Regions from separate parts of the Homo sapiens genome. Here region 2 is linked to region 1. The links are chromatin loops, found by intact Hi-C in ENCODE. Cell type or tissue: Caco-2. All regions are shown on one strand. Links, peaks and the distances in the headings refer to the core of each region. The heading gives the core; the rest is flanking DNA.

Region 1 (8,157 bases), core at 1,881-6,880:
AGCACAAGGAATAGAACTCTCAACTCTTTCCAACCAGTGTACCTCTTTGCTCCACTTTAGAAAGCTCCTCCAAGCCCTTTACCCCAGGATCCTTTCCTGGGGAATGCTGGGGTGACCCAAAAGGTGCAGTCCTGCCCTTCCAGTTATCAGGACCACCTTCACCTCTGAGGATCCTGTGACCCTCGGAGGTTCCCTGCAAGAGCCCCAAGGGTGCAGCCTCAAAGCCAACATTCCTTGATAAATGTCACCAAGAGAGTGTCAGGCTGACCAGAGGGTGGCCCAGGGCATCTTCCCTGGTTCCTCCTTATTCCAGGCTGGCTTTGAAATCAGAGGGACCCGTGGGGCTCTAAGGGGAAGGTATCCTAGGGGATTAGATGATGTGGTCCTGATGAAGGAAGGACAAATTGCAGTTTCATGAAAAATAAAACAAGGTGGCTCACCTATGATCCCAGCACTTTGGGAGGTCAAGATGGGCAGATTGCTTAAGACCAGGAGTTCAAGACCAGCCTGGGTAACATAATGAGACCCCCATCTCTACAAAAAAAATTTTTAAAAAAATAACTGAGCGTGGAGGCGCATGCCTGTGGTCCCAGCTACTGGGGAGGCTGAGGCAGGAGAATTACTTGAGCCTAGGAGGTCGAGACTGCAGTGAACCGTGATCGTGCCACTCTACTCCAGCCTGGGTGACAGAGCAAGACACTGTCTCAATAAATAAATAAAACAAAAAATAAAGCTCCAGATCACCTCTGAAATATGGAATCCCTAGAAATTTGGGGACAGCATGCGGTAGAAAGAGTGTGGACTTTGGAGTCCAGGCAGATTAGGCCTTTGTCCTCTGCTTTGCCCTTTGCCTTGATTTGAGTCTTGCTTTCCTCCTCTGGAAAACGGACAAGCATCCTGCCTCTCAGGGGTGCTGTGAGCATGAAATGGAGCTGTGATGTGAAGCTCTGAGCCCTGGGCTCAGGCAGTTTCCAGGATATGGAAACTGTTTTCCACAGAATTCCCGGCCCACAGAATCAATAAAGCGCTGCTGTTAGTGTTGTTTGCCTGCCCCAGCACTTATCCTTCGGCTGGATGACAGGCAGAGCATGTGAATCGCAAAGCCAGCTTCGATAGTGCTAATGCGCTTAGGATAATGCGGCCACAGCTGAAGGCCTGAGCAGCCCCTCTGGGGACCCAGGAGAGCCCTTGATGTGGTTTTAATGTGGCCACAGCCCTGGCATTTACTCAGGTGATGAAGAGCTGGTTGGCAGATTCAGCTGGCTTCTGGGTTTTCCGGGGTTTAGAGAGGGTTGGGGGCCTTGGGAAACCAGATATGGGGGCTTATCACTGGAATGGTCTGTGCAGAGCTTGCTGGTTCACAAGCACGTTCATGCCTCTGCTGCTGGTCTCGTCCTGAGGTTTGGCATCCGGGCACCGGGGAGGCTGTGCTAGGCTTCTCCCCTGCCAGCTGTCTTGTCTGCCAGCATGCTTCATGTGAGAGGGTCTTGATTTCCCTCCCCAGTAGTTTTTCTCTGTATTTGTGTGGACTTCCATAGGTGGTGATGTGGATAAATGCAGTATTACTATAGTTACTATTTGTCACCTGCCTGCCTACAGGTAGGCACTTTATGTATATTATCGAATTTCTAACAATCTGGAGAGGTTGGTTCAGCATTTTTATCCTTACTTTATGGGTTTGGAAAAGGCTCAGAAAGGTCGGGTGGCTTCCTCATGCTGACACAGTTGATGGGGGCAGGATTGTAACCAGGCGTGCCTGCCTCTTTCCTGTTCCCTGGGCTGGAGGAACCATTATGATTGTCAGAGATTCTGCATATTTCTGCCTTTGCGTGCCCCTTTCTCCATAAAAAATATTTAAAAATTATAGTTTCTGACTGGTTGGTATAAGCACAGATATAAACCAGGTTGGACATATTCATATATTTTCTACTAATGTTAAAAGAAGCTAACACATTTTCATAGGCTGCTAAATGTGTCATGATCCTTAGTTGCTGTGCCTGCTGGGCTGCCAGCCCTTTGGGGGACAAAGTTGGTGTCCCAAGAGAGGGAAGTGGGAGAGGGAGAGAGTGCCTGGCTCAAGTGACTCTCCTTTTCTGCCTGACAGTGCTGGTGGCCTCAGTTTACCCCCGGAAGCCTCAAGCTGTAGAGCGGCATGTCCTTCCCATCCTCTGGCACTTCCTGAACACCGCCACCAGGAATGGCACCCTGCCTGGACCCAGCGGGAACATCCGCGGGGTGGTGTGCCGGCTGTCCAGGAGCCTCCAGGAGCACATGGGCTCCCGCCTGCTGGACTTTGCCGCCAGCCAGCCAAAGCACGTCCTCAAGACGCTCCAGGAACTCTTAGACTCAGAGTCCTTGGGAGGCAGCCGCAAGGCCACTGACAGAGGGGTGGCCCCTGACAGCAAGACAACTGGCAGCTCATACCCTTTTCAGCTGGATTAAAGATGGATCTGAAATGGGCAATTATTATTTATCTTATTTTTTTGATGGACTATTCTCCTGGTTACTTTCCCCCTTAGAGTTCCAGATGTACATGGTATATTTTGAAGTAGAAATAAAAGAATTACTTATTTTTCTAAGGTTTTATTATCTTGTACTTTTTTAATCACAGAGAATTTTCCAGTAACTAGGTTTGTGATGAACGAAATGAAATGTGACAGCAGCAAAACCAGTTGCAGACAATGTTGAGACAAAGAGTTAGGAAGAAAAAGGGTAGCACAGCCCTGCAAGCTGCAGCCCGCTCGAGACGATAGTTGCCCATCTGTGAGCTGCTGGGCAAGCCCTCCTGAAACCCGCAGCCTGAGTTGGTCATCGAATCCAGTCCATTTGTTATGGGCCTGATTGGAGGTGAGTGTAACAAACGTGTTCAGGGACATCGTGCTTCTGCCCTGCAAAAGCTGCAGCACGTGTCTGTTGGTCCTGTGGGAACCTTCTGATCGGCCCAGCTTATCAAAAGACAAGGGGAATTTGAGATTTGCATCACTAAAAGCCTTCTCTAGAAGTTGGAGTTCTGGCTAGTTCTGAAGAGGACTAGACAATGCTTTGCCATTGAAACACCCTAAATGGAGATGCATGTGGAGCGTAAAGTGCTACCAGTGTGCAGATGCTGCCGAGTCTCTGAAACTGCACAGGCTGCAATTGTGGGCCACATCACAAGGCTGGAGGGGCGAGTGGGCACAGCACGGGCCAGGACTTGTGGAAGCAGGGAAGGTGTTGGCCCCTGGGGGAACAGCCAGTGAAATGAAGTCCCGGCAGTGGAGAGGGAAGTCTGGGGCTCAGGCTCTGGACACTTTAGGTAGGAGTGGCTCTGCCTTGGCTGGGGCCAGTGGCAGGTTAACAACTGTGTGACCAGAAAGAGTTAGAGCTAAGGCCATGACCTCAAATGCACAGGCAAGGCAGGCCTGGTAAGGCAAAGGCTGAAGAGGCAGCATCCCAGCTCTTGCAGGGGAGCCCAGCCTGCAGCCACGTGCTGGGGCAGATCCAGACGACCGAGGCCCTGAGGGCCCAGCCTCATGCCAGCAAGTTTTCTGGCAGACACCCCCCTCCCCTGCCCTTCCCCAGTGGAACCTCTTTCCACTGTCATCTGCCCCCCAGGCCTAACATCCATTCCACATCCCTGTTCTGAGCCTCTCCTGGGGAGTCTGGCTCTGGAAAGCCCCGAATCTACTCACTTATGTATTTCCATACCCCACCAGGCTGAGGAAGCCACTTTCCCATCTTGCCTCTGTGGCAGGTGTAGTTAGTCCGGCCCCTCCTTACGCCCTGGGGTGAGGTTGGGCCTGCGAGTCATCCCGGGCCTTGGGCTTGTCATAGGCGGCTTAAGAGTGACTTTGGGTAATTCTAGCCCAGTGAGCTGCTTCTCACCTGATTGTGACCCCAGCAGGGGCTTCCCTGCGACCATCTAGCTCTTTGTTGATTCTGATTGAACCAGGTTAAAGGCCTGCTAGACAGGCAGCCATCCAAAAATGCCCAAGAGGCTGACAGTAAATGTTTTAAGTGTTGAACAATTTAATGAATTGCATTTGCCTGTCATCTGAGCAAATGTTTTTGGTTTGGTGAGGAGACTTGCATTTTCTGCTTTTATCCTAGAATGTATCAGAACATTTCAGGGTTTTTTAGATCCCTAGGAGGCCAGGGACGTAGAGTCTGGCAAGGATTTTGACGGCAGAAATGAAGCTTAGCAGTACTGTCCTGTCTTCCTGCCTTCCATGTGTGTTCTCACACAGGAAGCTTCCCATCCCATGGGCCTCCACCCACTCTCAGGGGCGGAGGCATTGAAAACAGCTGAAAACAGTGGAAAAGTGCAGAATACATCTTTGCACTGTTCTCTTTTCCCTCATTATTTCAGGTTTTATTAACCACACCTGTGGTGTGACGCTGCTGGGAGGCACTGGGTGGCTCTGGTGTACCTTGAGAAATTTCCATCTCCAAAGACTTCCTTACCTCATTACTTTTAAAATGAAGGGAAGACAGCATGTTGGTAACCTGGCCCTGGGCCTGTTGGGAATACCTGTGGGAATCTAATGGGACGGCCTGTCATGGGACATGAAGATTTTCCTAAGAGCTGGGGCTGGAGCTAAGCCCACACATACTTTGCTTGGTTCTGTGTGTGGCCAGGAACTCCACTTACATGAGATGCTCTTGGGGGTGGGAATACAGCCTCTAATGATGGAAGATTCTCTTTCTCTCAATCTCTCTCTCCATGTAACAAAAATGCAGGTGCAGTCACTCACTGCTTGCAGACTCCAGTGAACAAAAGGGAGGCCTGGTATAAAGAAACTGACTTTTTATTCCAAAGCTAGTTTAGGGGAAGAAGCTGCCTTGAAGGGTACTGTGTCGTTTTTGGAGCAGAAAGTGGGCACTTTTAAAGGGGCGGGGGGGGGGGTGCTGGCACGAATGGCATGCAGGAGAGGAAGCGGGCAGGTGGGGGAGTCCACATACTTGCTTTGATGACTTATGTAACGGGTGGTCAAGTTGGCATCTTCGTGGGCAGAACTAGGTTGTAAAGTGGCTGAAGCTCTCCGGGTGGGAGGGAGTTTCATAGTGGGCATATTTTGGGTTATTAATTGACTGTTGTGTCTCCAGGCAGTTTCCTGGTGGGTGCAAGTTCTGCTCTAGAGCTTCTAAGCACACAGTTAGATGAGCCTGCCCTGGAGGGAGTGTCTGGTAAAGGGGAGGTAAAAGGTTATAGTTGCATTTCTTTTATATATATGTTTATTTGTTTATTTATTTATTATACTTTAAGTTCTAGGGTACATGTGCACAACGTGCAGGTTTGTTACATATGTATACATGTGCCATGTTGGTGTGCTGCACCCTTAACTCGTCATTTACATTAGGTATATCTCCTAATGCTATCCCTCCCCCCTCCCCCACCCCACAACAGGCCCCGGTGTGTGATGTTCCCCTTCCTGCGTCCAAGTGTTCTCATTGCTCAATTCCCACCTATGAGTGAGAACATGCGGTGTTTGGTTTTTTGTCCTTGCGATAGTTTGCTGAGAATGATGGTTTCCCGCTTCATCCATGTCCCTACAAAGGACATGAACTCATCATTTTGTATGGCTGCATAATATTCCATGGTGTATATGTGCCACATTTTCTTAATCCAGTCTATCATTGTTGGACATTTGGGTTGGTTCCAAGTCTTTGCTATTGTGAGTAGTGCCGTATAGTTGCATTTCTAAAGGGCTAAGTAGGAAGTGGGGAACAAGGGGAAATGGGGAAAAGAGAAGAGAAATAATTTTAAAAACTCGTTTTCTTAGAAAAATGAGTGTACTCAGTTCAGAGTGAGACTCATAGACAGAAGACTTGTCTGAGAGCTGTAACTGCCAGGATTCCCTTTTACATCAAGGAGAATTTTTTTGAGATTTTAGGAAACTTTTCCTATAGGTCCCATTGTGGCAGGCCAGGTATCACTAATGCAGGCATCCATAACAACTGTTTCAATACTGACTGAGTGGTTAAGTTAAACATTAAAAGCTGAGAGAGCTGGTGGCCTTATACAAAGGCTGGAATGTAACAAAAGCCCACCAAGAGTTTGCCTAGGCCTTTGCTGGGCCTTGAAGCATGATGAGATAATGAAGGAATTCTTAGTGGGACCTGTTTAGGATTAAACAAGCTTTACTGGGTGTCTGAAGAAACTCCCCAGGCCTCCAAAAACAAGTTTATTGGAGGTCTGAAGGAACTCCCCAAACCTTCAGGATTTAGCAGGAGACAAGATAAGGGTAATCACCCCAGCACCTGGACCCATTTAGATTAAGTAAATCTATTGAGGCTCCAGAGGAAGGTCTTCAGGACTTAGATGTTAGCTACAGATTAAAAGAAATTAATCGCTTATGTCTTTAGATGAGTGCACACTTACACATAGACATGTAGCTTAGAAGATATGCAAGCTCTGGAAAACTTTGTAATTTGAGTTGGTCTGGCGATATTTTCCAGGCCTTCTCCCTGTAACCGGTTATGGAAATAAAAAACTCTCTTCCTCCCCAGTTCATCTGCATCTTGTTACTGGGCCACGAGAAATAGCAGCCCAACCCTCAGTTTGGTCCAGGAACAAAATCTCTCATCTTGTTTTCTCCTCCCTTTATTATCTCCTACCTGCTGAGATAATAAACGTTTCTACCCTCTCACTGTGCTTCGGAATCATCTGGCAAGACTTAAAAAATACTGAGGTCTACCCCCACCCCACAGGGATTTTGATTCACTTGGTCTGAGGTGAAGCCTAGGCAGCTGTATTTTTTTTTCTTTTAACTCCAGGTGATTCTAATGGCTGGGTGAATTCAAAAACCACAATAAAATATCAGATAAAAAAGGAAACTGGCCATGGCTTAGGCCCTGTGGGCTCCTGGCCTGCCAGCTCCCCTTACCTCACAGCCCTAGAGTATTCTGGGGTTGACGGTAGAAACTGAGTCCAGGCTCTGGAGTCAGGCCTGTGGCCTGCTGGCGTGTGGCTTGGGACCCATCTATCAACCTCTCTGATCTTTCCATATCAATCTAGTGTGTGGATGACATCAATGCCCACCTACACCTGGCTGTGGTGACGATGACTGAGAACATTCTCATAAAGCATTTAGCATAAGGCCACGAAAACAGGGAGCTGTTCTGCTTGGGGCCTGCCATTTCTCCAGCTGTCTTACCCTTTCTCCAGACGCCCTCAGAACCATCCCTCCCCCCAGAGAAGAAAACCCAGAAGCTCTTCTCTCCTTGTGGCTGTTCCTTCCCCTCCACTCTTCTGACTCTTGAGACTGGAGAGGGGATGATTTGCAGGGGAGCAGAGTGCTTTCTTGCCTAAAGCATTTTCCTCTTATTATAACTTGGTTCTGCCATTAGGAAAAGAAAGGGGGAAATGACCATAAGTCTCCTGCTCTCCTTGTGATGGAGGGAGGAAGATGGGGGCCCAGAAAGGGAAGCCGAGAGGAAGAGCCAACCTCCTCATTAAATTCTGCAGTGTTCCAGGTCTGCCATTCTTCTTGACATCTTATAAGGAAGATATTATTTCTTCCATTTCCTGATGAGGAAACTGGGCCTCAGCGATGCTTAATGAATAACCGCAGCCAGTGCACAGGAATCACCTGGGAATCTTGGTAAAGTTCAGATTCTGCTTCAGCAGGTCTGGGTGGGGCCTGAGAGTCTGTAGTGTTCAATTCCCAGGTGAGGTCAATCCTGTGAGTCTGGCAGGGACCACACTTTGAGGCGTCAGGTCCTAAGACAGCAAGAAAGTGGCTGAAACTTGGGTGTGTGTCCAGGCCTGTTTGACTCCAAAGCCCCTGACTTTCTGTTCCAGGATGTTTTATGGCTCCAAGACATTTACCTCCCCTTGGGTCAGTTTGAGCCCTTTGAAATAAGCCACGGAAACCCCATGGATTTCTGGAGTTAGTCTGGTCCCAGAGTTTTGCTCCCAAAAGCTTCAGGGCAGAGAGGGTCTGCTTGGTCAGCTCTGATCATTAGGACATGCTGTGAACACTTGGCCTCTGGTGGGGACGGGATTTGTGGACACAAATGAAGGCTACATGAGCAAAGTGTAGCCTATTCAGAGCTTGCTATAGCAAGGGAGCCTGCCATGACGACCTGAGTTTTGGCAGAGACTCATATGCAAGCAGAGGTAATGCTGCAGCTTCATAGTGGAAAAAGGGGAGACTTCAGGTATGCCCTGATTGG
Region 2 (6,599 bases), core at 7-5,006, 140 kb after region 1:
CAAAGCGGTGTTGATTACATCCGGGTCCTGCCGTAGGGGAAATTATTAAAACTTTGAATCAGAGACAAAAAATGTTGGATCTAGAAGATACCTTAGAGATGATGTTATCTAAACATATTCTACAGATGAGGAAACCAGGATTTATTGAGAATATAGTAACTTACAGGCACTGGGGCATACAAAATGAATGGGAAGTCATCCTTATCCTCAAAGACCTTAGAGGATAAGCGCTATAATGGAAGTGTGTATGGGTGCCTGGGACAGAGTGGAGCAGGAAAAGCTTTGCAGAGGAGGAGACCTTTGGCCAGTTTTTAAAGATTAGTGGATTTAAAAAAAAAATTAAGATTATTATTTGTATTATTCCAGTCTAGTTCCACTAAAATCGTTCCAACTGGAAAAAATAAAAATAAAAGCCTATGTGTTTGACTTCAAGAGTGATGGTGGGGGGCTGGGGGGAGGAGGAGAGGAGACACATGCCATGTTGGCCTACAGGGTTTATTTTTTGATCTCTTCCCAGCTGCTTTCCATTTCCATTTGGGTACTTTACACTTGATTGTAAGTTTTCCTGTGCCACATCATCACATGTGCAGGTACCACAGTGCATGTTTTTGTGTTTGTTTTTTAGAGACAGTCTTGCTCAGTCGCCCAGGCTGGGGTGCCATGGCTCAATCTTGGCTCACTGCAACCTCTGCCTAGTGGGTTCAAGCCATTCTCGTGCCTCAGCCTCCTGAGTAGCTGGGATTACAGGCATGCACCCCACCCCCCCACCCCCCCACCCCCGCTAATTTTTGTGTTTTTAGTAGAGACAAGGTTTCATTCAACATGTTGGCCAGGCTGGTGTCGAACTCCTGACCTCAGGTGAGGCACCTGCCTCGGCCTCCCAGAGTGCTGGGATTACAGGCATTCTTTAACTAGTCTGGATGTGAGGGACCCTTTGCACAACCCAGGAAATGCTGAAGTGCTGTGAGGAAAACCATTTACAAAAACAACTGTGTGCTAGATCATTTTCACAGTAATAGACTGTAACATAGAAGAACAGAAGCAGCTGCCAGAAGTTTAGGGAAAATTTGTGGAAGAAAAATTAAATTTGGAGAAATTAATTAATATTTTATGCAAATTGAGAAAATACCCTCATTACCTGAGTAACAGAAAAACACGAGTGTTCGAGTTTAAAAAATAACTACCTCTGACTCATTAAAACATTCTTTAGTTCCCTCTGTGTTTTAGTAATTTCTATAGTGAATCAATCATTTTAAATATGCTTGTGTAAAACTGCCTTTTAAGAGGGATATTATAGACTATTGAGAAAAATACTCCTAAGAAGGTATATATGTTTAAGTGGGTGTATTCCATTCAGATTACAACAAAATAACCTAATGTCATTAAACAGAGTTCTCTGAAAGAACCTTCAATAACGTGATATAGGAAGTCTATAGATAAAAATGCCAGTTCACTCACGTGAGCTGAAAGGAATAAGAGGATGGAGTAGTGAGGCTGGAAAATGACTACAGTTTGAAAAATGTGTCTGTCTTTAGTCACAATGAAGAGGAGGGGATTTAAAGAAATAGTAGGTAGGCCAGGTGTGGCAGCACTTTGGGAGGCCGAGGCGGGTGGATCACTTGAGGTCAGGAGTTCGAGATCAGCCTGCCAAAATGGTGAAACACCATCTCTACTAAAATTACAAAAAAAATTAGCTGGATATGGTGGCACATGCCTGTAATCCTGGTCACTCAGGAGGCTGAGGGAGGAGAATCGCTTGAACCCGGGAGGTGGAGGCTGCAGTGAGCCAAGATGGCGCCACTGTGCTCCAGCCCGGGCAGTAGAGCGAGACTGCTCCCAAAATTAAATTAAATAAATAGTGGTTTATTGACTCTTCTAAAATATTCTCAGAATTAGATATCCTGGCAGAACGAGAACCAAGAGAGAGGGAAAGAAAGTGAATACAGGGAAGAGGAGAGCATCGGACAGAACAAAGCCCTGAGCAGGCGATTGGTGATACTGGCAGCAAGGCTGGCCTTGAAGGGGAGGAGAGACGGGAAGGCAGGTGGTGAGAAATGGCGGCAGAGGCAGAGAAGTTTGTATCAGAGACAGGGAGGAAATGAGGGCATTCTCTTATGATGATCTCCACCCTCTTGGTGAGGGAGGAAGCATAGCTGTCGGCTGAAAATGAGGGAGAGAAGCAAAAATTTCGAGTCGTTATTGAAGGAATGGGAGAGGGATCTGTAGAGGAACCCACAGGATTGCTAGAAGAATGTTTGACTTGGACAGACTCTTCAGGCCTTAACTCCTCATCTATAAGGTAGGGATATTTTACATTCCCCACTAAGGATAAAACGAAATACGCAAAAAGTGATTTGTGCAGTATGAATGATAGCAAGTATTATTGATGATGTTAAAATTTCTCCAGATTACTTTGAAATTTCATTCCCTTAATCCTCCTGACATATATAGTTGGACATATAATCTATCAATTTTATATGCAATTAATTACTTCACATGTTGTTATTTCTCCAGCCAGGCTCTAAACTATTTGAGAGCAGATGTGTTCCATACGTCTGTGAAGCTTCAATTTTGGCTACTAAAACATTAGGTCCCCAGTAGGGACTTGATAAATTCTCGTGGACTGGATTGATTCCCCAGTTTTTACTGTGTGTCTGGCACTGTGCTGTGTGCTGGTGAAGTTACTAATATTTATTTTACAAAATGGGCAAATGGAGACACCAGTCATTTCATTTTAGAGAAAATTAATTTTCACTATTTTGATCATAAATCTTGTACTCTGACTGGCTTGACCTATTTCATATTTCGGTATTTGCCATCTTTAAGACTGTTTCATATAGAGTAAATGTTGACCAAAGGGAGAAAATGTTTTACCTGGGTGCAGTATTCAATCCTCTCCAAAATGATGGCAAAGTTGGGCCTGTCTTCAGGCTGATGTTGCCAGCACTGAGTCATTATCCGGTATCTAAAAGAAGAAGCACATTAATTAAAATAAGGAGAAGCACAATGATGAAAAATATATTTTCTTCCAGCCCCAGGGTTGCAACGAATACGTTGAGGGTGCGAACTCGTCTAGGCCCCGTGTACTTGGCCTATGCTGCCCCCTGCTGATTGGTCAAGGAAGAGTGCGCAGGTGTAAAGGTATCTAACACAGACATCCTGATGTTTATGTTAACCACGGCTGCTGTCACTCCATTCCTGAGTTAAAGCCACTTTGGGGACAGAATATTCCAATTATATTTCCCATCCACGTTGCTTGTGGGAAGGAAGTGAGGGGTGCCAGGCAGGGCAGGAGACATTGCAGGGAATGGAAATCTTTAAAGTAGACACAGACATACGGTGTAGGGCAGCAGGGACTGGGCCTGGGACACACATTCCCAGCAGGAGCTTGGGGAATGTAGGCCTGGTGAGTCCACAGCCTGTAGCCAGACAATGGATACTTTTTCTGGGATGGCATCCTTGCTTTTGAGGGCCTGGGAGACGCATCCATCTCACTGAAGTCGCAGTCACATTCGCATCTTGGGGCATATTAAAGGGAGGGCAGCCATCTGCCCCTTCATCTTAAAGAAGCATATGTGGCTCTGGATATTTTTTGAAAAGAAAAACTGCTTAGTAACTAGCAGAAGTGTTCCTAAAAGAGTCATACACAGGCCCAGGGCAGTTCTTGGGTGGGTCCATCCGGCCTCCACTGGTGACAAACTCCAGAACTTCCTGGTTGCTTTTGCTGGGGTATGGCATATATCCAAGAGAAAAGATTTCCCATAGCAGCACTCCAAAGGACCTGGGCATGGGACAGAGGACATGGAGATGGATATAGACACACCCACCCACATTCACACACACACACAGGCACACAGACATACAATTTCAACCTTTTTTTCCCCCATTATACCCTTTTCCATAACATAGAACTCTTAAAATGTAGAAAAATTTAAAAAATAAGAAAATACTACACATGATGCTCCCTTAAAAGACAACCCCTGTTGATTTTTAAGTCGTTTCTGTGCTGAGATTTTTTTTCACTTATTTGCAGTTATATTCAATATGCAATTTTGAACCTTGACTTTTCTGCACATTTCATTATATCATAAACATTTTCCATGCCAGTCCATTTCATAAATAACATTTGGAATGGCTAATGGCTGTAAAACATTCCATTGAGTAGTTGGTTTGCCTTATCATTTCCACATTGTTTTCAGTTTTCAAAATATTTAAAATACTATAATGAACATCTTTGTGCATTTTTTAAAAGGAAGATTTCCTTAAGATAAAGTCTCTGAATTACTAGATTAGGATGTCCAGCCAGCTGATTTCATAGTCTCTTACAGTTCTCTGAGCTTCAGTTTCATCTATCAGATGCCCACTCATCAACTTCACTGGCCTATTTTAATAGGCAACTCAAATTTAACATGCCCAAATGGAACTCTTTCTGTACACACATCATCTCCTTTATTCTTTTCCAACTCATCAGCACCTCTGGTTATACATTTGCTCAAGCCCAAAACCTAGGAGTCATCCTTGATTCCATTCTCCCACACCCCTCCACTTCCCATCCAACAGTCAGCAGTCCTATAACTTTCAAGATAGATCTTGAATCCAGATAGGATAATCTAGTAATTCAGGGTAATTACTGAATTAAAATGTAGGCTAATTCTAGTAAAATAACTAGATCAAAAGACTATGAATATTGACAAATTCTTGGTGCATATTATTTGGTTTCCAAATGTGTTACTCTGTTCATCTACCAGCACCATGTAAAAGCGTGGTAGACACACTCACCAGCATTGAGTATTCTTAATAATAATGACAACTTTTGCTGATTTTAAGGGAAAAAATGGTAGAATATTTTAAATTATGTTTATTGACTTGATAATTCACATGGTTGGATGTTTTCCCAAGTGTTTATTAATTCATTTCACTTTTTTTTCCTATGAATTGCCCATTTTTATCTGCTGGGACAAATTGGTATCTATCAATCAATTTTCTTTTTGATTTGTAGGCACTCTTTATATGTCAGAGATGTTAACCTTTTATAAAAAATTCAAATACTTTTATTAGTTGTTTTCTTTTTTTTTTTTTATGTAGTCTCACTCTGTTACTCAGGCTGGAGTGCAGTGGTGCCATCTTGGCTCACTGCAACCTCCACCTTCCAGGTTCAAGTGATTCGCCTGCCTCAGCCTCCCAAGTAGCTGGGATTACAGGCGCCCACCACAACACCTGGCTAATTTTTGTATTTTTAGTAGAGACAGGGTTTCGTCATGTTGGCCAGGCTGGTCTTGAACTCCTGATCTCAGGTGATCCACCCACCTCGGCCTCCCAAAGTGCTGGGATTACAGATGTGAAACACCGCACCTGGCCTTAGTTGCTTTCTAATGCTACTTTTTAGCATACCAAAGAAAGATTTTTATTTTTAGATAGTCAAACCTATTTTTTTAATGTCATGATTTCCTTTATTTTATAGTTATACAATCTTCCCTTCACCAAAGATTAGATAAATATTTGCTATCTTCTTCTAGTTGTGTTTGTTTTTGCTCTCTTCTTAAATCTAGTTGGAATTTAATTTGGTGTCTAGTGTGAGGTAAGGACCTAAATTGATTTGCTTTTCAAATAACTACTCTTCCAACACTATGCATAAGATAATTTCCTCCTTACCCATTGACTCACGATTAAAAACAGGTCTGTTTCTGGCTATATTTTCACTTCATCTATTTGTCTGCTTCTTGCATTGATACCATTCTATTTTACTTTCTGTGTATTTGTCTTAAATCTGAAAAGGCATTTTTCTCTATTTCTCTTTAAAAAATATTTGATTTCTCATTTGTTTTTTTAAAAGCTTTATGAGATGAATTCTTCGTGTTCTAAAAGAATCACCTTTGATATTTTGATTAAAACTTTAAACCACTACCTAATGATCAGCTTTTTGACAAAGACTATCTTTTAGTGTGATTGTAGTTTTCTGAGGTTAGCAAATATTACCACAAAAATTGTAGAGAACAATAGTTCCTTCATCTTCTAAGAAACATGGGGTGCTTTTATTGTCATCATCTGTGTGAAATTTCAAAGACTCTTGTGAGAAGGATTGGGCAAAGATATTTTCCCTATTTTTCAGGTGAGAAGGTTGAAGCACAGGTTATTATACAACTAATCCGAGACAGACTGGAATACATTATTAGATCTCTTGATTTTGCTACTTACAAATTGCCTGGCACATATATTATTCCTTTCTGTTTGGAGATCTCTTGATTTTGCTACTTACAAATTGCCTGGCACATATATTATTCCTTTCTGTTTGGTGATCTTACTTCCCTTCAAGGCAAAACTAACTAGGCAAAATCAAATGAACAAGAAACTGGCAGTAAGGCCTAAAGAATTATAGCTATATGTTTTCTGTTTTTCTAGATAGATATAGGTTATAGCATCCTTTGAGAGCACTAATAGAACTGCACATGAATATTTATTTTCTTAGTTTAGAGTTCAAGGGAGCAAGAAGTAGTATTGGTCATAGAACTTTGACAATTTTGAATAAGTAGGATTTTCATATTTGCAAACAATACCAGATACCTAGTTAAATTTGAGTTCCAGATAAGCAACACATAGTT

Evidence for each region. Hi-C counts contacts between places; a loop is a spot of excess contacts. Peaks named below come from ENCODE experiments on the same cell type or tissue, not always from the same donor. Only the 100,000 strongest peaks of a DNase experiment are listed, where the experiment ranks them.
Region 2: a loop joins it to region 1, with 16 times the contacts of the local background. A loop is called at or near these places in 19 of 110 quality-filtered maps.

What each region holds. Positions count from the first base shown.
Region 1 is chr2:29,049,652-29,057,808 of GRCh38, forward strand. TOGARAM2 (TOG array regulator of axonemal microtubules 2) reads left to right here. Exons shown (of 20, transcript NM_199280.4): 20 at 2,105-2,579. The coding sequence ends at 2,442. Among named protein-coding and RNA genes, the nearest start is that of PCARE, 21 kb to the right of the region's middle. RefSeq lists an enhancer at 3,304-3,814. In Caco-2, for the core only: no CTCF peak of the experiment used is centred there; DNase peaks (open chromatin) are centred at 3,392 and 3,761.
Region 2 is chr2:29,193,896-29,200,494 of GRCh38, forward strand. It overlaps ALK (ALK receptor tyrosine kinase), which reads right to left. Exons shown (of 29, transcript NM_004304.5): 27 at 3,647-3,781; 28 at 2,875-2,965; 29 at 1-27. Among named protein-coding and RNA genes, the nearest start is that of CLIP4, 82 kb to the left of the region's middle. In Caco-2, for the core only: a CTCF peak has its summit at 3,109 (motif pointing left); a DNase peak (open chromatin) is centred at 3,096.